Regions from separate parts of the Mus musculus genome. Here all the other regions are linked to region 1. A link is a loop called in an ENCODE intact Hi-C map of the cell type or tissue named here. Cell type or tissue: heart. All regions are shown on one strand. Links, peaks and the distances in the headings refer to the core of each region. The heading gives the core; the rest is flanking DNA.

The links. Hi-C counts contacts between places; a loop is a spot of excess contacts. Peaks named below come from ENCODE experiments on the same cell type or tissue, not always from the same donor. Only the 100,000 strongest peaks of a DNase experiment are listed, where the experiment ranks them.
Region 2: it touches region 1 in a loop (2.8-fold over the local background); 2 of 42 quality-filtered maps call a loop at or near these places.
Region 3: it touches region 1 in a loop (12-fold over the local background); 9 of 42 quality-filtered maps call a loop at or near these places.
Region 4: a loop joins it to region 1, with 6 times the contacts of the local background. A loop is called at or near these places in 2 of 42 quality-filtered maps.

What each region holds. Positions count from the first base shown.
Region 1 is chr10:77,725,994-77,731,836 of GRCm38, reverse strand. All of the region lies in intron 1 of Tspear (thrombospondin type laminin G domain and EAR repeats), which reads right to left. Gm10100 (predicted gene 10100) reads right to left here and starts at 5,385. Exons shown (of 1, transcript NM_001205033.2): 1 at 4,989-5,385. The coding sequence starts at 5,351. The coding sequence ends at 4,989. In heart, for the core only: CTCF peaks have their summits at 2,404 (motif pointing left) and 3,358 (motif pointing left); no DNase peak of the experiment used is centred there.
Region 2 is chr10:77,627,396-77,633,238 of GRCm38, reverse strand. Ube2g2 (ubiquitin-conjugating enzyme E2G 2) reads right to left here. Exons shown (of 6, transcript NM_019803.3): 2 at 2,478-2,513; 3 at 2,345-2,390. Among named protein-coding and RNA genes, the nearest start is that of Ube2g2, 8.0 kb to the right of the region's middle. In heart, for the core only: a CTCF peak has its summit at 3,043; a DNase peak (open chromatin) is centred at 5,528.
Region 3 is chr10:77,876,288-77,882,130 of GRCm38, reverse strand. It overlaps Tspear (thrombospondin type laminin G domain and EAR repeats), which reads right to left. Exons shown (of 12, transcript NM_001287074.1): 10 at 882-1,069. Among named protein-coding and RNA genes, the nearest start is that of 1700009J07Rik, 14 kb to the left of the region's middle. In heart, for the core only: a CTCF peak has its summit at 2,906 (motif pointing right); no DNase peak of the experiment used is centred there.
Region 4 is chr10:77,812,905-77,818,747 of GRCm38, reverse strand. The region is part of intron 1 of Tspear (thrombospondin type laminin G domain and EAR repeats); the gene reads right to left. It overlaps Gm2696 (predicted gene 2696), which reads right to left and starts at 4,126. Exons shown (of 1, transcript NM_001205009.2): 1 at 3,344-4,126. The coding sequence starts at 4,066. The coding sequence ends at 3,344. In heart, for the core only: a CTCF peak has its summit at 3,041; no DNase peak of the experiment used is centred there; H3K27me3 peaks cover 600 bases.

The sequences.
Region 1 (5,843 bases), core at 596-5,595:
TAAACCACATGCTACAAACGCAAAAACAAAGGCAAGGATCTCATCAGACCTAGGATGGGAAACACACGCACTAACTCCTGAAGGAGAAGCCTGTGGAACTGAAGGTATCCTTCAAAAATGACATGATAGAGCCTGGCACGTCACTGTCAGCCGACACACACCATCAGAAAGGGTTTCAGGCCAAGGATGCTACAAAGAGAGAAATGGAGCCACCTGAGGGAGCTGTAGAAAGGGCTCTGTGAAAGTTAAGAACACTCTGGAGAGGAGGGTGCTCACAGCAGTCAGGGGCATACTTGCACCAAGAGGACGTGGACAGAGGGGGCAGCAGCAGGAGCAGGCATAAGTAGAACTTCTGGAATCATGTATAGCTCACAGGACATAGTCTGTGCTCTCAGCAACTCTCATTTCCTTCAGGAAAGAGAAGGGGCCTCTGCCAGTGACAGATACACCAAAGGAAACTCAACAGACATCTGTGAAGATGTCAAGAGGAAGATTTCAAGAGCCAAAAGAACACAGCTTCAGAAGTTGGCACCAGATAGGTCAAGTTAGAGCCCTAGACAAATACTGCAGGTGAGTGGAAGAGGCCACCTGATCTTCTCTATCAGAACGGAGATCATTGGCCCAGATCACACAAAGGCTCCAGCTGAAATCTTACAGCTCATCAGGAGGAATGAAAGCTCATGAGATTCTGCCCCAAGGCAGAAATTGAAATTAGAAAAAGATGGCATCAATATAAATTCAGGTGGAAAGGATTGTGCAGGATGTATAGGGGGCAGGCAGGATGGCTTGTTGAAGAAAAGAGCTTGCCACCAAGCCTGACAACCTGAGTTCAAACCCTAGGACTCGCATGGTAGACAAGACCCAACTCCTTTAAGTTGTGCTCTGACCTAAGCACATGTAGCATGTGTATATACACACATACACACTTGTGCACACACATAGCTATACATACCCACCAGCACATACACAATACATGTGCACAGATACAAACATGCATACACATACATACATACATACATACACACACACACACACACACACACACACACACACACAAATGTAGTTTTTTGGAAGGGAGTGCAGAAAGACAGAGCAAAGGAAATCTGAAGTAACTTCAAATACATCAGCAGTTACAATAAACATAAATAGATTAGACTCTCCAGGTAAAAGACAGATTTTTTTTTTTAATGTTTGCTTCAAATCTTTTATGCTAACATCAGGCTAATTTATCTGTTTTATAACAAACTTTCATTAGCTCCTTGTCCACAGGTTGGCTTGCACTGCCTGGTGCTCCAAAAACAGAGCTGAGTACTCGTGACAGAGCCCAGACAGAACGCAGGACCTTAATAAGTCTAAGTAATGGGCATTTTTTTGTGTTGAGAAAATGTTTTGTGCACTGGATGAAGGCTGTATCTCTGAGCCTGCAGAGATCTGAGTGCAGGCTGAACGTTGATATTGTTATTTGTATGAACTATCGCCGGTCTCAGTGTTTCGTAAACATCCTCTCCATCACCTTCTGATTGGTTTAATAGAGAGCTAAACAGCCTATAGCAAAGCAGGAGAGGAAAGGCTGAATATCCGGGTAGAGACAGGAACTAGGAAAGAGTCAGAGCTAGGGGGCTGGAGAGATAGCTCAGTGGTTAAGAGCACTGACTGCTCTTCCGAAGGTCCTGAGTTCAAATCCCATGGTGGCTCACAACTCATCCGTAATGAGATCTGACACCCTCTTCTGGTGTGTCTGAAGATGACTACAGTGTACTTACATATAACAATAAATAAAAATGTGTACTTACATATAACAATAAATAAATCTTTGGGCCGGAACAAGCAGAGAGGTCCTGAGTTCTTACATATAACAATAAATAAAAACTTGTACTTACATATAACAATAGATAAATCTTTGGGCTGGAACAAGCAGAGAGGTCCTGAGTTCTTACATATAACAATAAATAAAAATGTGTACTTACATATAACAATAAATAAACCTTTGGGCCGGAGCAGAGAGGTCCTGAGTTCAACTCCCAGCAACCACATGATGGCTCACAACCGTCTGTACAGCCACACTGTACTCTTTAGAGTCTGAATATCTTTAGAAAGAAAAAAAATCAGAGCTGGGAGATTCACAAGCCAGATATGGAGGAAGGAACAGCCACATGGCAGAACATAGATGAGAACAAGTGGGTTAATTAGATTATATGAGCTAGTCGGCCCAAGCTACATAAATAAAGATAAGTCTGTCACTTAGTGACATTCTTAGACCCCATCCTAATGGGACAGTGAAGTGTTTAGAAGTGAAGGGGAAGGCAGAGGAGTGTTCATCCACCTAGCCTTGACAGCCTCGTAGCCAACCCCACCATGGTACAACTGCTATGGCAGTCCATCTGCCATAGCGCCCCCTGCTGGCTCCTCACCATCCAGATCATGCCCTCAAGTTCCACAGTCACTACTCAGACCCTTGCAGGCCATGCCGGCTGTTCCTTTGTCTTCCTTTCCTTGCTCTGAAAAACTACACTCCCTTTCTGCTTTATTCTGTTCCCTTGAAGCTGTCCTTTGGGGAGTACTTCTATCTTGGCACAATATGGAAGAGGCCTGAGGGTTCTTGGTGGGGAAGAAGAAGGCCAGGGGATGAGGGCTCTACCCTGTACACTGAGCTGGGCAGAGGCAGGTCTCAGGGGCCCTGAACCTCTCATGTCTGAATCAGGTTCACCTGCTGGGGGGTGGGGTGGGGAGAGCAGATGCCTGTTGGTGTGTTTATTATTTTATTGGGTTCTTATACCTCTACCTCCCTTCTGGGCCTTATTTCACCCTAATCCCTTCCAGCCCCCCAACACTTGGTAGGAGAGAAAGAAGGTTCGAGAGGAAAGGGGGCATAGACCTCTATAGACTACTTCCTGCTGGTTAGGGTTGCCTGGTTCCTTACGGCGGGCCTAATCATCAGAATATCCAGCAATCCAGCAATAGCAAACAGAAGAGCAGTGGGGAAACAGCAGCTAATGCCCACTGCAGAGTGCCCAGGATTAAACTATCTGCAGCTGGCAAAAATCATGCAACCCACCTTCACCAGAGCACGAAACTATCATAGTTAACAGCTGTGGATTACCAGCAGCTGGCAAAAATCATGCTCCCCACCCCCAAGAGCATGAGACAATCATAGTTAACAGCTGTGGACAAAGTACAGCACCTGCATATCCCACACCTGGGATCAAAACACAAACGTATTCATATAAAACTGTGTTTTTAAAGAAACCAAAACTCGCTGGAGAGATGGCTCAGCAGTTAAGAGCACTGCTTGCTCTTCCAGAAGGCATGAGTTCAATTCCCAGCAACCACATGGTGGCTCACAGCCATCTGCATGGGATCTGATGCCCTCTTCTGGCGTGTCTGATAACAACTACAGTGTACTCAAATAAATAACAAATAAATAAATCTAGAAAAAGAAGGGGGTGGGGGAGGAGGAGAAGAAGAAGAAGAAAGAGGAGAAACCAAAACCCTCACTACTGATACCAATATGTGTGAGTGTATACGGTATGAAGACTCAGGGACACTGTTCTCAAGTATGAGGACAATTTGTGAGTACACACATGTGTTATAGAAGTGCATGTATGTAAGCGAGAGGTTGGGAGTGGGCATAAGTATAGCTGCCCCTATGCACATGTTTGTGTGCATGAGGCTGTGGGCATCCAGTTTCTATGTAACCACATGTGTTTGTTGAAGGGATAGGTATGTGCATTGGAGAGATAGTATGTGTAACTGTGTGTGCACCTTCAGGACAGTGAGCCCCTAATATCTGCCCCAGTTCTGGCTCAGTTGTATAAAGCCCCAATTTAAATGACACACTGGTTACAGACCATCTTGGCTACTGATTCTTAGATCATTTTTTTTTCCTGCTTGCTTCTCATCACCAGTCTGCAACATAATAGAAACAGCACCATAATTCAGGGCAGGCAGCCGTGAGAACTGTGGGAGGGAAGGGGCAGGACAGAGCCACAGGCACAGCAGACCCTGCCAGCCAAACGCATGCACATCCCTGGGAGCCTGCCCGAGAACTTCCCACCACACTCTCTATGAGAACACAATTAAGGGTGCATATGGGAAATGGGTGACTGTCACCAACGCTGCACAGAGGAAATAACCCCCAGCTTAGATGCCATTGAGGAAGACTTGACCTCCAAAGTACACGTCTGAGGCACACGGAGCACAGACACAACTCTCCTCATTGGCAGACGAGCAATGGTCACGTGACGGCAGCAGCCACTGCCCCAGGAAGTCAGCAGAATGTAACTATGCTCTCTGGCTTCTAAGTTGCAAATGATGTGTGTTTGCTACGTCATAGTTGATCACCTGTCAATTAAAGATGGGCATGTGTGAACCTCTGAAGGGAAAGTGTGACAGGGCCAATCACGTTGTGTAACTAAGATTCAAACACTTGGGAAGTGCCCTGTGGGAAAAAGGCACCAGGACTCAGCATGACAAGATGGCACCAGAGAGAAAACTGAGAGACCAGAGACGAACTGAGTACCCACTACTGCAGGCAGACTGAGACAGGAGGATGGCACCACGAGAGACAGTGAGTCTCTGGCAGGGGCCACATTCTCCAGGGCTACAGCAGGGACCTGCCTACTTCACCAGACCATGTCCCCCACCCTGCTCCATCTCCTCAGCCATGTGAGGCTGGATCACAGAAAGCACTGGTCCTGAGTCCCTTCTGCTCACCAAGAGAGTCGGGAAGCAGGACAGACACGGGAGGCTGACTTCAAAAGCTGCTTTATTTGGCACATGGGTTATTTAGAGAAGAACCCGGCATCCAGCACATCCTTCAAAGAAGGCCAGGGTACGGGATCTGGTTCATTCTTTTGTATTCTCTCCCCAGTTCCAGGGTGCAGTGGGCATGTTTTGCATCTGCCTCTTGCTGAATCCATGGTCAAGAATAGGATTGGATAGGACAAAGTATCCATCTTCAATGGAGGCAGGTGGTTTGGAGACACTGGTCAGCAGCAGGAGGGGTTACTGCAGGTAACAGGCCTGCAGACCAGGGTAGGGCAGGAGGGCTGGCAGCCTCCAGATGACTGGCAGGAGGAGGTCACACAGACTGGCCGGCAGCTCACAGGCACACACACAGAGGACTGGCAGGAGGGGGCCATGCACACAGTGGGCCTGCAGCTCACAGGCACACAGCAGGCTACCTGGTATCTAACAGGAATGCATATAGCAGGCCTGCAGCATGCTGACTGGCAGGGGCTAGACACACAGCAGGATGGCTGGCAGGGGCTGGACACACAGCAGGATGGCTGGCAGGGGCTGGACACACAGCAGGATGGCTGGCAGCCTGAGGAGCAGCTGGTGTGACACATGGTGGAGGTTGACAGTCTGGAGAAGGTTGGGGATGTCTGGGACTCCTTCCCGGGGCATCCTTTATACCTGCCACATTGACTCAACCACCCAGAACGCTGCTGGGCTTCTTGTTTGCTTCCTGCTCTGTCTCCAGTGCTAGCTTAGCTGTTGTATATGTTTCTGCTTTTGTTTACCCTCAGCTCTGTGGCTAATTACATCTCCTCCGAGTTCCTGGAGAAGGTCTAGGGCAAAAAGAGCAAACACCAAATCCTGAAGCTCAGTATCTGACATCTGGGGCTCACAATGGACACATCTGGGCTCCAACAACTTGGGGCCCTCCCGTCCCTCAGCCTCTGCGTTTTGCATTGCATGGAGCCTCTCTCTCTGGGCAGGTTCCACTCTGTGTCTGGAGCTCTTGTTGGTGGATAACGCGGAGTCCGTACATCTTCCACACCCCGGAATCTCTACTGAAGGTTAGGTTTCACCTCGACAACTTCACAGAACAACTTTTC
Region 2 (5,843 bases), core at 546-5,545, 99 kb after region 1:
TTGGGCATAGGTGTGGCAGTGCCCTGACGCACACGGTTCCAGGTATGCAAGGTGGCAGTGCTCTGACAGCACGCACACCATTCTGGGTATGCAGGGGTCGGGGCAGGACGGCCACAATGTGCTCTAGCACAGACATAAACAAACCCTCCTTGCTCAGAGCTCACAGTCCTGTAGTCAAACCTTCTTCCCTACCCTGTCCTCCAGACCAATAAAATCCAACCTGAAACACTACAGCCAATTGAAACTTGCATTCACTAACAAGAAACTGATTATAGAATGCACTTTCCTCAGACTAACCTAACTTCATTTTCTTGTGCATCTAAGGTAGAAAGAAGAAAGTTTAGCAGGCCGAGTCTGATCAGCGAACATCCTAAACCCAGGTTTCTATTTCCAAGCAAAGTGACTCTAAGAAGTTAAATATCACAGCATCTACATTGGGGCTAGGAGCCATAAGCTCACTCAGGACCAAGAGCAATGCAGGACCTGCATGCAAGAGAAAGCAAACAGGAAATAAGAAGCAGAGGAGGGGAGGGGAGAAGAAGAAACAAAAGCCTTGGCTCTTCAGGTGTAATGCTGCTGCTCCTGTAGGTCCGAGGGCTCACCTGCCGCTTTGAGGGCCCTTTTCCTACTAGGAAAGCCACACACACTATCTAAGGCTCATCCACCATGGCAAGGACATATTATGAGACACACACACACACACACACACACACATATAAACATACACATATGTTTCTCTGTCTAGCTTCCTGGTTTCTAAGCTGTTCTTCTGGGTTGGGCCTTCAGCATTTAGACAGACCAGTCAAATTGGGTCATAAAGAAATTCTCTGACTTAACTTTCTCCGTGATAGGTGCTAAGACCATCCTCCATCCTGAAGGGTCTGGGCTCACGACCTTGATAAAATAATGTACAAGGGGAGGCCAAGAAGGTTAAGCAGACAGGCCAGCTGAGCTCCCATGCAGGCTGTCAGTCACACATACTGTGAACAGGCATCAGAGAAAGAAGAGAGTGGTACTAGAGGGTGGGGTTGAAGCCTCTGGACAGCAGCACATGGCAGCTCACAGGAAGATGAACAAGAATCCACCATGTGCTACAAAGTACACAGGCCTTGCCCAGGATCTCTTCACTGCATATCTGTACTATTCGAAAGCCCTTTAGAAGGGCCAGAGAGATGGCTCAGCAGTCAAGAGCACCTGCTGCTCTTTTTTTTTTTTTTTTTTTTAAATTATTTATTTATTTATTTATTTATTATATGTAAGTACATTGTAGCTGTCTTCAGACACTCAGAAGAGGGGGTCAGATCTTGTTACGGATGGTTGTGAGCCACCATGTGGTTGCTGGGATTTGAACTCTGGACCTTCGGAAGAGCAGTCGGGTGCTCTAACCCACTGAGCCATCTCACCAGCCCACCTGCTGCTCTTATAGAAGACCCAGGTTCAATTCCAAGCACCCACATCAGGCAGCTCACAACTGTTTCTAACTCCAATTCCAGAGACCCTGACACCCTCTTTAACCTTCACAGGCACCAGGCACACATATGGTACATGGACACGCATGTAGGCAAAACACACATACTCACACAGATACTTCAAAAAACAAACCAAAAGCACTCCAGAAGAAACTGCAGGTGTGAGTCAAGTGTTTCAGGGAGCTGCTTCAATGATGGAGTCATAGGAACCCCAACTTCCAGCTAATCAGACCTTCTAGACACCCAGACTTAAGCCTGAAGGGAGACTGTCATGGGGACAGAATCCCCTGGGACGTGCCACTCTCCAGGGAGACAGTGTCGTGACTGCACTGGATCAAAGCACACTGGCAGCCACTCTGGTGGGGAGAGACCCCACAGCTGGGGACACAGAGACACCTGCTGTGTTGTCCATGATGTGAAACCAAGGGGCAAGTAAGGCCCCACAGACTACATCACCATCTGGGATGGGTGCTGCTGGTGCACACCTTAAATCCCAGCACTTGGGAGGCAGAAGCAGGTTCAAGGCCAGCCTGGTCTATAGAGTGAGTTCCAGGACAGCCAGGGCTACACAGAGAAACCCTGTCTTGAGAAAAAAAAAAAACTAAATAAAAAAAAATTTTAAATATCATTTTGAAGCTATGTAAAGCTAATATTCACAACTAAATTGGCTATTGGTTCTAAGGAACTGCTATCATCTCCTTTGAATCCATGTTCGCCTGGCTTCTGCCCAGGAACAGCTGAAAGCTACAAGGCCCACTTGAGCCCACTCAAGTTCAGAGTTCAACATTTAGAGATTCTTATGTCTAGTTTCTAGTAAAGCATGGCGGGGGGGTGGGGGGGGAACGGACACACCGTAATTCACAAAAGTAACTCACATGATCAATGCCTCCCATTCAAAAAAATTCTCTTCATTCATGGGGCCTGCAGGGAAGAAAAAAACACATCCTAATTAGAAGACAGCTTTGGCAACTGGAAGGACACCATAATGAAATTACCCAAGCCCCTTACCTGCCACGATTCCTTCTGGAGGATTCAGGGTTAATTCTATAAAGGGAAAGAACATAGCCATTACCAAACAGAATGTGTGCTACATTGTCACTTAGCAAAGCACTTCCTTCCATGAATCATATAAACTACAGATTACAGGGGACACTTCTTCCAAAAGGGTGCCTCTTGGTCCCCAGATAAGTGCCCAGGCCTGAAACCAATATGGCTCTGAGCAGCCCTTTACACCAGTAAGAAGTGGAAATAAAGGCGGCAGACTGCCTCTCAGAGTGCTCCTGCCAGCATCTCTGACAAAGGCTCAGAGATCTAAAGTGGGGTATTCTTTAATTAAATGGCATTTCCTAACATTTTAAGAATTGGCACAAACCTCTCTGAATGTGACAGGGCAGAAGGATGAGAGGCCAAGCTCAGGCTGCAGGGAGACTGACATAATCAGATCCACTCTCTAGGTCAGCGATTGATTGTGCCACCACCCAGCACAAGCTCAGACAATGGCAGATGAGCCCACTACAGCATCACAGCCACTTAAGGTCACCTGCTGAAGACCAGTGTCTAGCTCTGCCACCAGGTGGCATGTCAACTCTTGGCAGCATGACTTTTACCTATGTCAGGTTCTGGTCTGGGGTGTGTCCCTAAGAGTCAAGGTTCAAAAGCAGGGTAGCAGGAGTGGGGGTGGGGAAAAACACAACCTTTGTGAGAGGTGGGGGCATGACAAAGTGTGTGACACTGGGTGTGTGACACCACAATTGGTGGTAACTACTCTCTGGTTTCCTGCTCCAGGTGTGATCACACCCTCATGTGCGACCCTGCACTCAAACCACAATGTGGGCCACCCGCTGCTCTCCCACTGACCCTGCTCTTGTACTTTGAAATCCAAAAATGTGAGATTAAAAAAAAAAAAACAAAACAAAAACAAATAAACAGCAACTGAGTATCACTATATAAAGCCTGGCCTGGCCGAAACTCATTATGCCCCAGGCTGGCCTCAAACTTGCAGCTACCTCTGGCCTCTGCCTCCCAAATGAGAAATGTCTGTGTGCGCACCACTGTGCCCAAATGAACAGTTCTGTTTCATAAAGTCACTCATATCCAACACTGTGTGGTAATGACCAACAAATGAACACAGCCTGTGGACACATTTGGAAAAATGGCAAATGGAAGGAGAAGGAACAGCCACGTTAGGACAAGTCAGAACACAGTAAGGAAACCAGGGCAGAATGCAATCTGCCAAGGACACAAAAGACCTACAGAGCCAAATGATGGTCTCTGAAAAACCAAAACATTAATAAATCTCTGCCAAGTAAGATTAAGGCAAAAGGACCAGATACAGAGATTGGAAACAGATCATTCAAAGAAACTGAAAGCCAATAGGAAATGGTGAGCTGGTCAAAGTTGCTGAGGTCAGCATCCATCCATCCATCCCTGAACTAGTTTCCACACACGAGCACTTAGAGCATGAGTCTTGCACAGTGCAAACTCTCAAGAGAGAACACGCGGCCACAGAGAGACATGCATGCTCTAACAGGAACATACTAGATGAATGAGGTTACCTTTGATTTCACAGAAAAATCAGGGCAGGGAGTACTTGCCACTGCCCACCTTGCTGCCCCTTGCAGTAGATTATACCTAGTAAGCTGTGGAGAGGGCAAAGTGAAAAGACAAAAAGGGGTGGGGGTGGGAAGGAACGTCCAACATCGACAGCACATCCTGTTGTGGATGCATTCAGCACAGGGAACTACAGCAGGCCCTGGAAGGGGCCAGAAGTCCCACAGCATGAACCTCTAAGTCCATGCCGACTCTCAACTGTGTGTGTGCACTCACTCAATCCATTACCAAAGGGCTGGGACAGCTATACTGTGGGGAAACCTGCAAAGGAAAACAACGCCAGACCATCTAAGGGGCTTTTGGCCATTAACCCAAAAAAAAGGAAAGAAGAGTAAGTTGAAAGACACACAACAGAGGGCGTGACTACGGAGAGGTCCAGCAGGGGATGGCCTGAGTCTGATGCCCAGTGCATGCGCACACAATGGAAGAGAGAACACAGTTCCCACATGAGTGCCATGGTGTGAGCACTTCCACACCCCCAGCACACACAATAATTAACATAAATAAGAATATTGGTGGGAGAAAGTGAACCAGGGGCTGGAGAGATGTGGCAATTAAGATTTTTGAAGAGGGCTGGAGAGATGACTCAGCGGTTAAGAGCACCGGCTACTCTTCCAGAGGTCCTGAGTTCAAATCCCAGCAACCATATGGTGGCTCACAGCCATCTGTAATGAGATCTGATGCCCTCTTCTGGGGTATCTGAAGACAGCTACAGTGAGCGAGCAGGGCCTGAGCCAGAAGAAAAAGTGTCTGAAGACAGCTATAGTGTACTTACAAATAATAAAAAAACCTTTAAAAAAAAAGATTTTTGAAAAGAGCCAGACAGACAGAAGGGTAAGAGCCCTGGTACAGATAGATGTGTGTACACTTCAAAGAGGCAAGGAGGCGGACATCAGGTACCATGAAGGCTACGGGCACACACTGGCAACACAGCTAGCTCTACAGTGTCCCTCTGGAGCTCCTCACAGGAACAGACTGGATAAAGAACAGAGCAGTCGGGCCAGGCATGGTGGCGCACGCCTTTAATCCCAGCACTCGGGAGGTAGAGGCAGGCGGATTTCTGAGTTCAAGGACAGCCTGGTCTACAAAGTGAGTTCCAGGACAGCCAGGGCTATACAGAGAAACCCTGTCTCGAAAAAAAACAAAAAACAAAAAACAAAACAACAACAGAGCAGTCTGCAGAGCCTGTACATTCTCAGTCGTCAGAATCTAACACTCAACAAAGGAGGCAGATAGATTCTGACCTGCTGAAATGTAGGGGTGGGGAAGAGGCCTGGTGCTGTGAACAAGGGGCACCGAGGGCAAAATGCAGCCAAGCTGTATGCTCTGTGGGAGTCCCCTTTAGACTGTCCCTGAATACTCTTCCTTCAAGCCTGCATCTAGAGACCAGCAATGGAGACCCAGGCTCAACACAGCCTGTGCCATCCCAGTCACTTTGCTATCCAGCAGTGACCCCTGCTGGTCAGGGAGGAACTGCAATCAACAGCAGGCAGTCTTCAGGACAATGTGCACTGGTTAACAATCATAAAACCACACACTTCCACATTCAGTGATAAACACAAGTTCCAGAAGAGAAACAATTACTAAACATATCCGAAGCTTTCAAAAACCATTCCCTTTAAGTGGTGATTTTTTTAAAAACTATTTTTCTTAAAGGTAGCTTAAATAGCCATCTCACAAACAAACTATAAACTGTTCTCGAATTTGGTGATTCCATTTCTAGAAGCCTTGACTGGTAAAAACAAGAAAGAGGGCTGGTGAGAT
Region 3 (5,843 bases), core at 234-5,233, 150 kb before region 1:
CCTTACATTTACTTGACTGTTGGCCTTAGAGTCTTTTCTTGGAAGAGTCTAAATTCCCTCAGTATTTTCTCTCTCAGGCTGAGGAGTACCTGGCACTCAGGAGGGGTGGCGAATATCTCTAATAGCTCTTAAGGAATAAAGAGCCCAGTTCCTGCTGCATTCTAGATTGGTAACCACACTGGGTCTAGCCTGAAGCTCAACCCTGTGACTCGGCTGTCACTGTCGGGACAGTGTAGCTGCAGCTGAGGTTTTCTTAGAGGTAGTGAGAGTCCTCCCAGAGGAACGCCACGAGGGCGGGGACAACTCTGCCTTCTCAGTGCTGAGGTGGTGGCCCTGCAGAGCAGGTGGGTCAGGATCTAGCAGCGCATGGTGGGAGGGGACACCTGTCTGAGGTCCTGGACCTCCCTGATGCTCATGCGTGTGTCATGACAGACAAACCATTTCTCCTTGTGGAGGTGCTGGGCCTTCTCTTGGGGAACTCACATCGCTAGACTTTTCTCTCTTTTAAAAAAAAGATTTATTTATTTATTTATTTATTATATGTAAGTACACTGTAGCTGTCTTCAGACACACCAGAAGAGGGTGTCAGGTCTTATTATGGATGGTTGTGAGCCACCATTTGGTTGCTGGGATTTGAACTCAGGACCTTCGGAAGAGCAGTCAGTCCTCTTAACTCCTGAGCCATCTCTCCAGCCCCTAGGCTTTTCTTGAAAGAAGAAAGCAGCCACAGATACAGGGCCAGCCACAGCGATGGTCCTCATTATCATGTCTACCTGCTCTGGATAAGTGTCCTGGGAGGAAGTTGGGGATGACCCCGGCAGGCCTTTCCTGTGTCACCCACCCATCAACTCACTCTGCCCTTGCAACCACCTGGTTGGTACCTGCAGGTGGGGATGTCCTGGAACTTGACAAAGGTCTGAGCGGTGATGTTCAGCTCGTAGATAACAGAGCTGAGGACATAGGAGTCATTTTGTGCCTGCATCTGCACATCGTAGCTGTGACTGTTTGCCACTGCAAGGAAGATCCTCTCGCCAATGTGGAAGACCTCCCAGTCTGCGGCGCCGAATGTCTGGAGCAAATGAAAAGCGGTGGAGGAGGCCCGGTGAGGATGGCTCCCATCCCAAGCCACTAATATCATCACCACTATGCCCGGTGACCTAGAGCCAGCTCTTCCACCGAAGCCACCTGGCTGCCATCCTTTTACCAAGACTCCAAAACAGAGTTCCTCTGCCTGTTTGCTCCAAAGGTCACTCAGTCCCATGAGGTGTGAGGTGGTGGAAGGAGTGGGCTGGAGACATTCACAATCCTGGTCCAGGAGGAGGCCCTGAGCAAGAGGGAATGTCACTAGGAAAGCCCTAGTAAGTATGTGACTACCTAAGAAGACAGAGGGACAGGAGGCCAGGACATAGGGAGGAACATGCTAGCCTGTATGGGGGTCTAAGGTTGAGGATAGTGCTCTACCAGTGGTCAGGAACCCCAAGCCACAGCCAGGGGCTCTGCAGTCTTAGCTCCTGCTCAAGTCTATATCTTCTGCCCTGAGCTACACAAAGAGAAGAAGCTGCCTTGTGGAGGTGAGGGGTGGAGCCTGTGGCAAGAGGAAGAGCTAGATCAGGAACTACTGTCCATCTGAGAGCCGAGGCTGCCACCGTATGGTCTCAGGGCCTCAACAGAAAGGCTGCCCAGGAGCGAGGAAGGTGGAGGGCACAGAACTCAGGCTTGGAACTAAAAGCAGAATATAGACACAGCAAAGCAAAAGCTAGAACCTAACTTCCAGAGGCCAATGGGACCAACAGCTAATTGTTAGAAGCTCAACTCTCCTCTGAGGGTGAAAACAGCACATGCAACTGCTATAAGGAATCATCATGTCTACTAGCCAGTGACACAAGTCCTATGGGGACAGGGGTGAACCCTGCATTTGGGTACAGTTGATTCCTGCTGGAATGTTCATTAGGTGATTCCCCTATGTCTCAGGATAACACCTTGGGCCAGCATCTGTTGGGATTCTCAGTGAACAATGGGGACCTGAACCCAGGACAGGAATGTTCAAGCCACACAGCCAGCAGCTGCTTCTCTGAGCAAGGCAGGCTATCCTGGGGCTGATCCAGGTTGTCCTAGCTGGGTACAGAGTGAGCCATGCTGTAGATTGTGCTCCAGACAAGTCAGTCACATGCCCTTGCTTCAACTGAGCAGAGAAGTCTCCTGCTTGAAGGGCATCTTGCACAGCCAGTGTAGGAAATGGCTCTGGGATTTCCATGTGTGTGTTCATATGTGCAGGTATACATACATATGTGTGCACGTGTGTGTGGAGGTCAGAGGTCGACCTCAAGTAGTATCACCCAGTAACCATTTGCTTTGTTATTTTCTGAGAGAGGATCTCTCTGTAGGACTTGGGGTTCATCAATTAAGCTATCGGTCAGCCCCAGAGATCGCTCTTCTCTGTCTCTCTAGAATTTAAGATTACAAGCATTTGTTTACTTACTACATGCCTAACTGTTGTTGTTATTGTTTTCAAGACAGGGTTTCTCTATGTAGCCCTGGCTGTCCTGGAACTCACTCTGCAGACCAGGATGTCCTCAAACTCAGAGATCCCTCTGCCTCTGCCTCCCAGTGCTGGGATGAAAGGCACGCGCCACCGCTGGCCTGCTTACTCCTAACTTTTTAACCAGGGTTCTAGGGACCAATTGGTAGATAAGCACTTTACCTACTGAATCATCTTCACAGCCTTCCTCTGGAGGTTATTATTATTATTATTGTTATTATTATTATTATTATTATTATTAAACCTGCCCTCAGTATAGGTCAGTTAACTCCTTGTCTGCACACTACCCAAGAGGCCTTATTCCTTGGATGTTCACAGTCTGGCAGGCCAGCAGAACGTAACAGCATTCTCTCCACAGACAACAGAGGGCGCCAATACCCGCTGAGCTCAGCTGCCCAGGTAGTGGGGCAAGAACCAGCTGGGAATCCAAAGAGGAGGCAGCTGGGAGACTGATCCAGAATGAGCTTGAGACGCCTGCGAGGCATAAGATTCACCTGAGGGATGAGACTCTGGAGGACAAGAGGTCCAGGAGCCCTGGGTCACAAAGCCTGGGGCAGGGCGGAGACTTTCTGGATCAGCCTACCTTCTCACAGGGCTGTGTCCAACTGTTGGGACCAGTCCCAGGACTACTCCAGTTAACCCGCAGCACCTTCAGACTGCCAGACCCCCACCCAAGCAGGGCAGAACACAGGTAGTGCCCTGAATGCCACCATATTGTTTCTTGTAAGTTAAGTGCTGAGAAAATAGTCCCTGCCGATGACATACATGTTACATCCCTGCAGGCATACACACTCACAAACACACAGGTGCACTCTCATGCTCACAGCACATGTGTACATGTATGTATATGCACAGGAATCTGTGTGTGCACATACACAGGAATATGTCCACACACGTGTATGACACATACACAATGTCTGTGTGCACAGACACAAATGTATGCGCACACCTGAAAGTGTGTGTCTGAACATGTGTATAGGCAGGTGCCTGTGTGAATGTATATACACACCCATGCAGTATGCATCTCCCTCAGGATCACCAAGGCTTCCTTTTCAGCTCTGAACTGCTTGCTGTCTGCTCACCTGCAGTAATGGGGCCTGAAGGTTGCACAGGAAGTCCTGGTCATGGCTGTTCTGTGCCACCCCAAGGTAGCAGGAGGCTCTCCTGGACCTGTGTGAGAGGTGTCACCTTCCTGCTGGGGCCAGGCCAGCCCCAGGGAGCAGCTAAGTGTCTTTCCTGCCACTCAGAAGCCCAGAGCTGGGGGTGGAGCTTTGGCAGTGCAGAAGAGTGGCCGAAGTGTAGGGGAAGAAGAGGGAGTCAGTGGGTGGGAAGGCCGGAAAGGGTTTCAGGAAAGCAAAACTAAAGGGACACCAGGAGCATGTGGGGAGCAGAGGTGAAGGAAGCCACTATGGAGAGCCCATGGGGAGACAGAGACAGCTTTGGGGCACAGAAAGGGCAGAAGCTAATGTATGTCAGGAGTCCTTCCTCATGGGGTATGTGAGGCTCACCCCACTGGGCAGGTGCTGGGTCAGGGGCTTCAGTCACCTCTTGGAGAGCCTGCTGTGTCCCTAAGAGAGACACAAAGCCTGCTGTGTGCTCAGGTAGGTGGGGCTCAGAGGCAGCTCAAGCTCCTGTCCTCTCTTTGAGCCAGGTGGGCCAGGGCCAGGGTGCTGACTTAGAAAATGTGGGTAACCCCCAATATCAAGTACTTGAGAAATGATATTCTATTCTCCCTTTATCCCTCACAATAGTTGGGATATAATCCTATAAAAAATTTCTTTTCATTTATCTAAGATTCACGTTGTCCATGGTTCCTTGGGAGTGTCTGACAGGGACTGGTGGAGACCTGCAGGGACCCAGTCAACTCAATCTCGGAACCCTTAGCTGGCCAGGTGGCTGGCTCACAGCTAACTAGTCACTGGCTGCAAGGATTCCCAGGGCCAGCTACCAGACCACCCCCTCCAGGCCCCAAGTTCTCACTACCCCCACTACAAGCCCCTCCCACTCAAAGGTGAAAGGGCAGCCACAGGCTAGATCGGGCGCTGTAGCTTAGATTGCTCCTGGTGCTGGAGCCCAGACAGTCAGATACCCTCTGGGCTAGAATGCCTTCCCTCTCTCTTAGAGGAATTCCCCCCAGAGAGCTGCCTGCTGTCCAAGCATTTGGGTGTGTGCCACCAGAGTACCTTGGCAGGATAATGGCACTTCCAGGAGCTGCTGCCAGGAACACCTGGCATCCCACAGCTCCCATTAGGGTGGGTAGGATACAAAGGCTGCCATCAATGGATTAGTAGCCGGGCAAAAAAGACTGGGCCTGGCTTTGATGGGGCTGGGGGGATGGAGAGAATGAGGATGTTTTTGTGGTCTAGGAGTGCCAGGAGAGGAGGGAAGGAGAATTCACAGCCAGGGCTGCCTCAGCTGCCAGGGAGGACAGTCAATCAGAGGCCCCTCACAGTGGGCACTCAGGCCAAGTAGGCACCCAAGGTTGCCAGGAGATGCACTCCTGAGGTCCCTGTGCACAGCGCACTACCTAACCAACTCCCGATGACCCCCTATGTGCTCTTGCCTGACCACAGAGGTCTCCCCCATATCTGGTGCCTTCTCAACCAGCAAAGGTCAGGGCCAGTTTCTGTCTGGGTAAATGCAGAAGTCACGGGTATGCTGTGGTCTTTACATAGCCCAGAGCAGAAGCATCCAAGGGCCGCCCAAGTGCTGGTGGCCTGAGAGGGATGCTTTCTGACCATACCTATGTCACAGACCAGGAAACTAAGGCAGCGAGGCATCCTTATGGCCAGGCCCCAAGGGTGGTCATGCTGGGGACATGTGTTCATGCAACACACACTCTTGCACATGCAAGTATCTGCGAGCAACAGTCCTGACCTTCAGGACTCACTCAGTGTTATTCTGACATCATATCTGATGAGGTCATTACCTACTCCTGCGAACCAGGTAGCTGCTGATGTCTCTGCCCTGCTCCCACAAACCTTACTGACGCCTCCCAAACCACAGAACACTGGCAGCTGCAAGATCAAAGTCTTTAGTAACCTCAGAAGCAAATTCCCACCTGCGTGGTGCCCAGAGCTGGTTCTGAGGCTGCGTGACTGGTCTGTGTGCTTTCTACTTGGTGGTGGAGTGATTTTTTTTTCAGAGCCAAGGTTTGAACCCAAGGCCTGTGTGTGCTACACGAGCTATCTATTGCTGACACATAGCCTGGTCTGGTCCCCAGAGCACACTTTGATTTCAAGGCCCACTCTAGAACCATCCAGGCAGGTGAATGGGAAGCTGGCCCTGGCCTTGCTATCACCAC
Region 4 (5,843 bases), core at 268-5,267, 87 kb before region 1:
TGCAGTGTGTATGTGCAGTGTGCATATGCGGAGTGTATTGCAGTGTGTACAGAGTGTGTACAGTGTGCGTGTGGTGTGTGTGTGCAGTGTATATGTGCAGTGTGTATATGCGGTGTGTGTGGGCAGTGTATGTGCAGTGTGTGTGTGCAGGGTGTGTACAGGGTGTGTGGGCAGTATGCAGTGTGTGAGGGAACTGTGTGGTGGCACTGCGTATGTGCAGTGTGTATGTGTAGTGTGTGCGCAGTGGCCCTGCATATTTCTAGCTTCCAGGATGAGAGAGTATGCAAGGCTACAGTGAATCCATTGCTTGTGCTTGAGGACAGGATATCTTCCAGTCCCAACCACACTTCCCTCTGTGACTCCACAGAATCCTTCTCTGACCTGCTACTACCTGGCCTGACCCACCACTGCTCAGGCTTGCCCTGTGCAGCCAGCATCGCCCCAGAAGGAAGCCTGACAGCAGATCCAGGGCAGACACAAGATGCACCAGCCCCAGCCTCAGGGCTCTGAGGTCCTAGAGAAACATCACCAGCTCTGTCCACACAGGCCTGCAAAGGATATTCAAATCCTGATTAGAGCCCCTTGGTGGAGCTCATTGGATTACCATGTGGGGCAGTCTCCTGACTGGGTCTCCAGTCCTGGTGCTTGTTGGGAGCTATTAAGACAACTCTTGATCTCTGAATTGGGCCTCTCCCCCTGAGAAGAAAAGGGGGTCAAAAGCGGGCCACCGACACATGGATTCCGAGAACCACGGGATGTTCCAGCCCTGGGTCATCACCGCTCTCCTGACCACACCCTGACACCACCAAGTTCCTGCTTCCCCGTGTAACTGCCTAAGAATGTGCAATTCTATTGCCCCCCTCCCACTGATAAATACTTCTCCTTTTGCTTGTATTGCCCCATCCCTCCCGCTGATAAGTATCTGTACTTCCCGGTTTCCTTGTGCAATTCTACTGCCCCATCCTTCCTGCTGAAAGGCACTTCCCCTTTTGCTTGTGTATTTAAACCTTGGGCCTGGCTAATACATTTTGGGGTCTTGATACAACTTCAGAACGGTTTCCGTGTCGTTACTCGTACAAGACCCTCGTCTCTCTCTACCCCCCATTTGGTTATTAGGAGGAGGTCCCCTCGAGATCCTCGAATAACTGGACCTGCTGGACGGGTCAGGTGCTGAACCCTGTCCAGCAAGTGACTCTCACTGAGAAAATGGGATGAGTCTATTGTCTTATTTGTTAGATAGTTGTATTGAATAAAATAAGAGCCAGGTAAGTGTTTGACTTGATGACTGACCTCCAGGTCAGAGCTGAGTCTGGGTGAGGCTCAGTCAGGGCAAGGCAGTGTGACATCACTTATCTAGTGGTACAGCAATGGGGAGTCCCCAGGCCAGTGCCTCTGCCCCCAGCCTATGTCTGGTAGCCATCACAGTCATAATGGAGGGGGGGAGGTGAGATATGACCTCAGGACATTGCAGGGTAGAAGGGAAGATAGATATGGCCTCATTGAATGAGGTGGCTTTCCATCAATATAAATGATATTTGAGATCACTAGTTCCTTTAGGTTCATGGTTGCGGAGGTGTCAGTCCATGGTGGGCTAGCCTGTGGCTTTGGGCCTGTGGACAGGAGCCTTGTCATGACAAGAACAGAAAGTGGAGAAGACCGTTAATATCATGTTTGGAAGGAAAGAGATGGAACCACTGCCATCCAGCCACATTGTCTGTCTTAGTTAAGGTTTTACTTCTGTGAACAGACACCATGACCAAGGCAACTCTTATAAGGACAACATTTAATTGGGGCTGGCTTACAGTTCCAAGGTTCAACCCGTTATCATCAAGGCAGGAACATGACAGCATCTAGACAGGCATGGTGCAAGAGGAGCTGTGAGTTCTACATCTTCATCTGAAGGCTGCTAGCAAAATACTGACTTCCAGGCAGCTAGAGTAAGGATCTTAAAGCCCACGCCCACAGTGACACACCTACTCCAACAAGGCCACACCTATTAATAGTGCCACTCCTGGGCCAAACATATTCAAACCATGACACTATGTCAAAGACCTTGAATGGTTACACATCTCTAACCAAGCCATCTCTACAGACTCTGCCATCTCCCAGGGTACAGGCAGAGCACAGGCCTCTAGGGACCTCAGCCCATACCAGGCACTGTCCCCTGTGCTGCTGCTGAATGTCCAGGAAACTAGACAGTAGCCTCCGTTGAATAAAGAACTAAAGAGAAAGTTTCACTCAGTGTGAAACTTTTCATACTCTCAGGCCTCAGGCCGCCCCCCAATGGCTACACCATGATGTGACATGTCAGGATGGGGCAGGGTTGCTTGTGTCTACACCGACCTCTTCCTGCTTATGTGGACTTCAACAGTTGTATTAGCACCCCGACTGGGGTGGTATCCTTTCCCCACAGTCAGGGCAGGCCAAAGCGTTTCCCATAGACCGGAATCAGGAGCTGTTTTAATCCTGGTTCCAGGCACTGTGAGCCACACCCTGAGCTTGTGACTAGTACCAGGCACATGAACAGCTGCTGCCAAGACACCTGCCTATCCTAGAACAAGAACTTGAAATAGGAGCATCACTCCCTGCCTTCACCCTCTGCAAGCTGAGTTCACCTGATGGTTGCTGAAGTAGAGTCAGGACCATCCCGGGATGCCAACATGGTCTCATCCAAAACAAGATTCTAGGATGGTAAAGACATCACAGACTTCCCAGTGTGCCTGGCCTGTGTGTCCAGCCAGTGTGTTTGCCCTTCAATTACAGCCCAAATCCTCCCACACATTGAAGGTCTCTGCATTTAGACCCAAGGGCAGGGAGAGGTCTGCTCACAGACACATGGCCAGACCTGATTCCAGGTGCTAGCACACACTCTCACACTGCTAAACATGGGACAGTGGCAGACCACAGGGGAGCTGAGGCAGCACTTGGCAGGCACCTGAAGAAGTGTCACCTGAGCTTCTGTGGGAAGCAGGGAGCACATAAGGGCCTGCTCAGGTTTGATTGGCATTATATAGAGGAGGTGCAGTTACCAAGCGCGATGACAGGGGGCGCTGTTTCCTGAATGAGCACAAATGGTCTCCAAAGGACAGCGGATTGCTGTGCAAAGGAGGAATTATGAGATACCAATGAGGACCATGAGAGTCTACACAGGTTCAGTTTGCATCTTTATTGCTCAGAAGGCTCAAGTGTATTCAAAGGAGGGATGGTCACAACGAGGTGAGATCATTTGACCTGGAGAGGCAGGGGCAGAGGAGGGCACTGCCATGGTCAGCCATGGTGAGTACATTTGGTGGGTACATTCTTCTGTGATCTCTGACTCTCCAGCACGCATCCGGGGATAGAATCAGCAGCTGGACTTCTGTCCACAGCTGGCCTGTCTGCAGCAGGCAGGGCGGCACAGCAGGGACACAGAGGAGGTTGGGCCACAGCAGCTGGGCTGGCAGGAGGAGGCACAACAGGAAGAGGTGGGCACACAGCAGGCAGGTCTGCACACAGGGCGACACAGCAGGGACAGGCTGGAGCAGGGCTTGCAGCACACAGGAGCACAGCAGGAGGGCTGGCAGCAGGAGGAGGAGCCAGAGCAGATGGGTGTGCAGCACACAGGCTTGCAGCAGACAGGCACACAGCAGGGGGATTGACAGCATGAGGATTGGCAGCTAGACTGCTGGCAGCATGGTCCAGAGCAGATGGGTGTGCAGCAGACAGGCTTGCAGCAAAGGGTCACACAGCAGGGCTGCTGGCAGGGGGAGCATGTGCAGCAAGCTGGCTGGCAGCTAGACTGCTGGCAGCATGAGGGTGTGCAGCAGGAAGATTGGCAGCAGGGGCTGGATACACAGCTCACTGGGGTGCAGACGAGGGTCAGGCAGGGGGATGGGGCACAGCAGCTGGGCTGGCAGCAGCTGGGGACACAGCAGCTGGACTGGCAGCAGCTGGGGACACAGCAGCTGGACTGGCAGCAGCTGGGGGCACAGCAGCAGGGCTCACAGCAGCTCTCTGGGCAGTCATCCACCTGCCAGGAGGAGTTGGTTCGAGTGTCAGAACAGACAGACATAGTGGAGGCGGCCATGGCAAGGTTGGCAGGAGAAGGGTGAGTGTATGTTGAGTGAATGTGTGTGAGTGTGTGTGTATGTGAGGTGCTGAGCCCTTGGCTTTTATTCTCCTCCCTGGCTGTCCCCTTCCTTGTTTGCTGACGCAGCAGTCTCATTAACACTATTCCTTGTTTAGCTGACAACTGTCTCTCACCTTGTAAACATGTTGAGTATATGCATTATCTGTTGGTCTTCCTCACCTCTGGGTGGCCCCACCCTGAGCTGGACAAGATGCGTCTTTGCAAACAGGAACCTTAGAGGCTGTGTGTTAAATATCCCACATCTTCACTCCCAAGGACAACACCAGAGATAGCCATGGGTTGTCCCACCACAGGGGACCTCTGAGTCTTGTTTCTAGAATCAGTTCTCAGTGCAGAACGCCTCTGAGGCTCAGCATGCAGTGTATACAAAAGCAAAAGTGATGTTGCCTAGTGACTGTGACAGATTGCCGCAGACCCTGCCCCTGGGCTCATCATGTGCAGCTTTATAGTGTGGTGGGCCATGCCCCGTAGCAAGGGTCAGTACTGCAGCAGCTGCCGCAGGGATGCTGATGTCTTGGGAGCGCTCCCCCTGTTGTAGAAGAAGCTGCACCTCACAAGCTGTGCATAGATAGGGTTGCCTGAGGAAGACGAGGCTCCACAGCCGAAGAAAAATTGAGGCACTCGGTCTTAAATGTCTCAATAGCTATGTGAGCAGGAAAGAGATCTGCTCAAAGGACCCATCAGGGCTTGGCTCAGCTTTGGTACAGCTCCACAGAGCCAGGTTTGCTATAACAGGTCTCCCAATGCACAGACTATGAAGCAAATGTGTGTTATTTTGAGTCACACAACAACAGGGGATACACACATGGACCCGTCTAGAACTCTATTAGCTGTTAAAAAGAGACAATTCTTTACAGGGTTACATAAAAGGAACTTCTTGAATTAAGCTAAAGAACGTGGTGGATCAACAGTTTGTGTTGTTGAACTCTGTACGTGTAGAGACAAGTTTATGCATACACATACATATTATATGCACATAGAGGATAGATAGATAGATAGATAGATAGATAGATAGATAGATAGATAGATAGATAGATAGATAATGGATGGATGGATGGATGGAATAGATGGATAGATGGATGGAAGTGGGAATACATAGGCGAATGGATAGATGGATAGATAGGTAGATGGATAGACATGTGGCTGGATGGAGGGATGGATGAATGGAGAGATGGATGAGCAGATAGATGTGTGGATGAGCAGGTGGTTGGATGGATGACAGGCAAAAAGTCAGTCCTCACCATTTGTGGATTCTGATTTTTACTTTCTAACATTGATCTGCATCCCCAAATCTACTTGTGATCTTTCTGTGGCCATCCATGGATATGCACTGAACAGGGAACCCTGAGTCACATGTCCCCAACTGGGTGGGAGAATGTAATAATAAGGCTCTGCCTTTTGGTTTTGACTCCTCCTGAAAACAAGCCTAATCAGGGTCACCTTGGCACCACGTTTTCAGGGGCTGTGATGTCATCGTGCCAGGGAATGCCCATGACCAATGCTGATGCCCCATGTGCACCTCACAGACAGTCTACAAGCTTAGGCCTAGCTCTGCTGCTGGTGTGGCCTATGGTAATGAGTCTTCCACGTGGATGGCTCAAGGACCATTGGACAGAAGCACATCGGACAAGCTCCTGTGTTGCACATGCAATGACCAGAGAGGCTCATGGGAAATGGATCCCACGTGAATCCCAGCAGCAACTAGTCAGCTAAA